Regions from separate parts of the Homo sapiens genome. Here region 1 is linked to region 2. Evidence: chromatin loops called from intact Hi-C (ENCODE). Cell type or tissue: IMR-90. All regions are shown on one strand. Each heading gives the region's core, and the rest is flanking DNA. Links, peaks and the distances in the headings are about the cores only. Region 1 overlaps SORL1 (sortilin related receptor 1). Region 2 overlaps MIR100HG (mir-100-let-7a-2-mir-125b-1 cluster host gene).

Region 1 (2,802 bases), core at 121-2,620, 500 kb before region 2:
ATATTTCAACTCTTTGCTGAGTTTTTCATCTTTGTTGTCATGGTTTTAACTTTAAGAGCTTCTCCATTTTTACCACTGTCCCTTTTTATGGTATCCTGTTTTCTTTTTTTCTTGGATAAATAATATATTCTTTCTTTCTGAACGTATTAAGGATATTTGTTTTTGAAGTTTTCTTCTTGCAAAGCCTCTATTTCCTCCAAATGGCCTTTTTGGGGGTTAGGGCTCTGTTTGGCTTTCTGCCTTTCATGTCAAAGCCTTTTCTCAGATAGTTCTTGGTTGCTGCTTGTATTTAAGGCTGGGGACTAAAGTGCTGGTAAGTAATTCTGAGCACATGGGTGGGCTTGTCAACTTCGAGGTTCATGGCTGGGAACCATGGGGGAACTCTGAATCTTGGTTACTTCAGGGTTAGTCTCTGAAGCTGGTCATTTTCCCCAGAGAAGATTATTAGATCTCCTGCCTAGACAATAATTACCTTATTGCTAGGATCCTCGGAGAAGAGGACTGGGACTTCCATATGTAGGTTTAATCCCCCTTTTATCAGTAGGATATACTTGCTGTCAACTACGCCTATCTAAACAACTCTCTGTTTTTACTTTCTCCAAATAACAACCCTCCATTCTTCTATTGGGGTGACGTATGGGTTGGTTGCCTCGTGGGACTGATAGGAGGGGATATAAGGAATGTAGCTGCGTCTTAAACATCATTCAGTCAGTTCCCTTATTTTAACTCCTTCTTCACTTCCAGTTAGATGCCAGTTTCTGAACTTTTGGAGGACTGTGTGTTGTTGATCTGATTGGTTCTGAGCTTTCTCCTGTGACGGCTTAGGGTAGGACGCAGCCTTCGCTGGCCTCTTTAGTCACATACCGCTATCTGTCTTCTTTCCAGCTCCCAAATCTCATTATCCATGTCCTCGTGGATTTAGGTCTTTGAAAACAATCTCTTGACTGTGGCTTTAGTGGGATCCTGTGGGGAAGCAACATTAGATGTCTGTATCTACTCTGCTCTCTATCCGGAACTCGCATTTGTCTTCAGGTTCCCATTGTAATTTCTAAAGCACCGTAATCTCCTAGCATATTGATTGGTTGCTGTTATTGGCCAGCTCCCTCAATATTAAAAAGTAAATTTTAAAAATCTTTTATTTTAGCAAACGTCACTGCTGCCTCCACTCCCACCCAACTTGGGCGATGTGACCGATTTGAGTTCGAATGCCACCAACCGAAGACGTGTATTCCCAACTGGAAGCGCTGTGACGGCCACCAAGATTGCCAGGATGGCCGGGACGAGGCCAATTGCCGTGAGTAGTCAGAGAGCCCTTCACCCCCTGGGCACGTTTCTGCAGAGAGCACAGTTCTGGTGCTTCTGCTTCATTTCTGGATCAGCACACGCCTGTGTGTGAGTCTGTGTACTTGCGTAACCATGCTCTTACTGCATTCTCCACAAGCGCTTTGCCACGTGCACCCATACCATTGCGTTAGTCACCTTCTTTTTAATAAGTTGACTGCGTTTTAAATACCAGGAGCGTGTCCAATAAAAATACTTTCTGAATGACTAAGATAAATATTTTAAATAGGTTTCATAAGCATGTTTAACTCTTTAAAAACGCCCTTGGGGAAAGCCACAACTCTTCTGTATGTACATTCATTCTTCTGGAAGTATTTAGTGAGCACTTACTGGGCGTAGAAGCTGTGTTATTAGAGGGTTTGCCTCTAGCACCCCATTAAGAAAATTCATTCTCAGTCCTTAGGGTAATTATGGTTGGTGAGATAGTGTGCCGAGCCACATGGGGAATAATCACAGGGCCATCTGAGCCCAGTGTGAGGTGATGCATGCATTCTCTACGGGTTTGGAGTTGGTGGGTCCTGGTGTTTGGTCCTCTGATGAACCCAGGGAGGATCTTTGCAGTGAGTGATGGAGGGAGACACTGGCTTCTGCAAGCGTTTATCCTCATGTGACCAGTCAGCGCTTTTCAGTCCCTGGCTGCACGCTAATGCCGCCGTTGGCTGGTCTGTCCTACTGTAGCAGACTTGGGAGGGCATGGCTGGACGGTGCTTATGCAGCCCCCCACCGGCCTGCCTCTCTGACGGTTGGGTGCTGCTCTGGCTCGGGGATCCCTGCTTTGCGGGCCTCCCCTCCATCCAGTCTCCTGCTGGCTGCAGACAGCAGACGTCCTAGCCAGTCACACTCCCTTCCTTGCCAGGATAAGGGCTTCGTCCGTGCTTGCCTGATTCCTGTCCTGGTGAATGTAGAAGACGCCCCTCTCACTCTCTGCTGAGAGCCTCCCTGCCGCCAAGCCCTAACCCTAAGCAGCAAACGCCTCAGTTCCTCCACTTTGATCCCTGTTCTGGTCCCATTTTTTTTTTAATCTTAAAATAATGACTTCCTCAACCAATGAAAAACTGAGCCTCACTTGGAATCCTACCAAGTCTTACCATTTAGAGATGGAATAGAATCTGAGGTGGAGGTTAGTCATCTCTTAATTCCTCTAATTCAGTATTTACAAAATTTATGGGACTTAGCAGGATCATGTGGAAGTGCTTATAAGAGATGTGAATTTGGTGATCTCACCTCAGACCACTGAATCAAGAGCAATGGTGGAGGAGATGCTCGGGAACCCAAGCCTTTTCAGAGGTGCCCTGTCTGATTCTTAGCATCAGACAAGATTGGCAAATACTGCTCTGTCCTAAATAGTTCACCCAGTAAGGCTCAGGGGGAAAGGGAAGAGGGAGTCGGCCGTCCCTTCTCTGTCTGTAGCGTTGTTCTCCACAGGGTGCCCGACTGGGCTCTCCCTGGAGAGGCTTGGTT
Region 2 (2,802 bases), core at 87-2,586:
ACCATTTCAATGATGAGAAATGCACAAGAAAAGAAAAAAACTCAAGTAGGCAACATGTAAAGCAACAGACAACTATATGCACATTAGTATAATTACACATTGCAAATTATATCGGATGTATCTAATATCTAATTTTTTGAAAGCTGATTCCACTTGAGACTTCAATAACAGCATCAACATTTTGCAGGTGGCTCCTTCTGTATAGTATCCAAAGGGAATTATTCCTCTAATGTGCTTACAACCCTCAAGTAAAAGCTAAAGCTCTCTCTTAAAGGACCAATGAACAATGAACACTAGGAATATTACCTTGATAAAGGAAGGGGGGAGGGTTTCACCATACATAATATTCAGCACGGTTATTTATTCTCTTCCTTCTGTGCCCATGATATTTATTTGCTTCAAGCAATAAGAAACAAACTTAAACAGGAGACTCATTAGAAAATGTGAACGAGGCTACATCTATATTTTGAGGCAGCGATATAAGAAGCTAAGGGTTGATAATTTCTTAGATCACTCGATAATAGAGAAATGTTCAACAGAATGGCAGGTTATATCTTTGACTGAAAACAGAAAGCCCTACATTAAATTCAGCACTTCTAAAACATAGGATTAATTTGTCCTAAAGAGGACACCAGATCAAAGCTCTGCTTTGAGAAACAGGCTTTTGTCCTCATCTTTCTATATGAGTTAATCAATCATCAAATAACCAAAATAAATTTGTGATCTTGGAGAACGAAGCATATTATTCAAGGTGATTGGATCCATTTTCTTGATTCCTCCTTCAAGATCTTTCGGCTAATTAGTCAGGGTTACTATAGAATTATTTAATTATCTGCACTTTTGTGCAATAAAATATGTTGTCATATCACATACTTTATCATGCTGTTGCAGTTCACACTTAATGATGCCTCTATAGTTAGCTGTTTCCTTTGTTCTGCTCAGTAAGTGGTTTTAGAAAGAGGGTGGGCCGGGAAGGTGGAGCCCTGGGGTTTGTAAAATAAAATCATATATTCCTGGTCTACATGCCAAACTTTATGCATTTAAATGAATTTCTTCTTAGAAATTAAGTGGCAATTCCATTCGTAATAAGCTAAGAGGCACAGGTCGGTGACTTGGAATGCAACCGCAACAGTGTTACTATACCTTGAACATCTCTCTAGTGCATTTCCACTGCAGTGCAATGGTAAAACGACGATTTAATTTTTTTTTTTTTTTTCTAATCAGCAAGGAATGTCTTTAACAAGGAAGAAGTAAATTATGATAATTACTCTGAATGGTCGGATCCTTGAGCATTACTAATTAGCATTTATTGCCTGGATTATAGAACAATACATGTGAAACCGAACTGCGATTGCTCTTTTACGTTGAAGACTTGAAAAGGCAATGGAGCAAAAAGCCAGCATCATCGGTAGTGTAGTCAGTAGTTTACATCTCCTTGATAGGACGCAGAACCCCTCACTTTGGAAACACGCAAATATGGTCCTCAGTATTTATGGCCCATTCATTTTTTTTTTGTTAGTCACATATTTACATAAGATATCATAGTCATGGTAGACTAATGAGAGGAGAAGCATTTTGGTTATGTCATTTCGGGATAATTTTATCAGTTGTGAGAGTTTAACAATAAAGAACATAAAACTTGCTGTTTCATAAAAATATGAAATTTTCCTGGAGAAATTTTGACTTAATAAAGGAACAAAGAACTCAGTTTGTAGTGAATAAAATTTTACATTCACTTCCCCACTTTCTCATAGAAGATCTACAGTTGGGGATAACCGATAAGAGGCAATTGGTTTCTGGCTTAAGAGCCTTTTTCATTAGGAATTTTCGGTAAATTAAAGTCTGAAATTAGAAAAACATTAGACATTAATCAACAGACCAACACCAGTCACGTAAATAAATGGCATTCGTATAATTTGGCAGCTGAAATTCTTAAATAATCTGGCAGGTACAAGGAGAGAAAGAGGAAAAATGAACCGTTCATCATTCTCACTGCGGTCTCACCGTTTCCCTCCACACCCCATTACAGCGAATGAAGAGAAAGAACATCGTAAAATATAAAGCCGGTACTAAATACAGTCACTAGTCTTCCAATACCTTCCATGGATTCCCCACCCTGATCCTTTCTAGTTTGAAAGAATAACTTTGACTAAATCTGTGAGGAGATAAAACAGGCTGGTGATAAAAATTAATTCTGCTGAATGAGCAAATGCATTTGGATTGCAGAGATGCAAATAAGATAATACTTTTCTTTTCCTTTGACATACCAAGAGGATTACTTTAGAATGTTAAATTTGATTTTATTAGAATATATTAGCAGTGTTTTAATTAATACCAATCAAACATTTTCTTTCCCTGAGGCTTGATGTGTTCCTCGCTTTCTAAATCATCTGTCTTTTTTTCATCAAAAAGCCCCTCTACCAAATTACCAAAGCCTTTGTTACATTCTTTATAATTTTACTGTATTCAATGGAAAATTATGAGCTCTTTACCTAAAGGTGTCTTGCCTATAGTAATATATTCCCAGGTTCTAGATTTAAAATGAATACTGTTCATTAGTACACATATTTTTTAAAGGTAGAATTAGAGACTTGAAAAGAAATATCTTCTGTATTTTTCTTTTGGGGAAAAATGTTGCAAAAGGAATTTTGGCTGGTTCATATTATTTGGCTTTTATTCTCACTAGAGCTTCCTAGAGCTGTTAAATTCCAACTGCCTTGGTTTTGAGCTGGCATTTCTTTGGAAACAGAGGCAAAAAAGGAATTTTTAAAAAGGAGGTGGGGAGAGAAACTAGTTAAAAAT

The links. Peaks named below come from ENCODE experiments on the same cell type or tissue, not always from the same donor. Only the 100,000 strongest peaks of a DNase experiment are listed, where the experiment ranks them.
Region 1: it touches region 2 in a loop (6-fold over the local background); 5 of 110 quality-filtered maps call a loop at or near these places.

What each region holds. Positions count from the first base shown.
Region 1 is chr11:121,594,479-121,597,280 of GRCh38, forward strand. SORL1 (sortilin related receptor 1) reads left to right here. Exons shown (of 48, transcript NM_003105.6): 32 at 1,145-1,294. Among named protein-coding and RNA genes, the nearest start is that of SORL1-AS1, 140 kb to the left of the region's middle. RefSeq lists an enhancer at 777-1,976. In IMR-90, for the core only: no CTCF peak of the experiment used is centred there; a DNase peak (open chromatin) is centred at 1,463; H3K27ac peaks cover 1,948 bases.
Region 2 is chr11:122,094,684-122,097,485 of GRCh38, forward strand. All of the region lies in intron 4 of MIR100HG (mir-100-let-7a-2-mir-125b-1 cluster host gene), which reads right to left. Among named protein-coding and RNA genes, the nearest start is that of MIR125B1, 3.8 kb to the right of the region's middle. In IMR-90, for the core only: no CTCF peak of the experiment used is centred there; a DNase peak (open chromatin) is centred at 1,468; H3K4me3 peaks cover 1,431 bases; H3K27ac peaks cover 670 bases.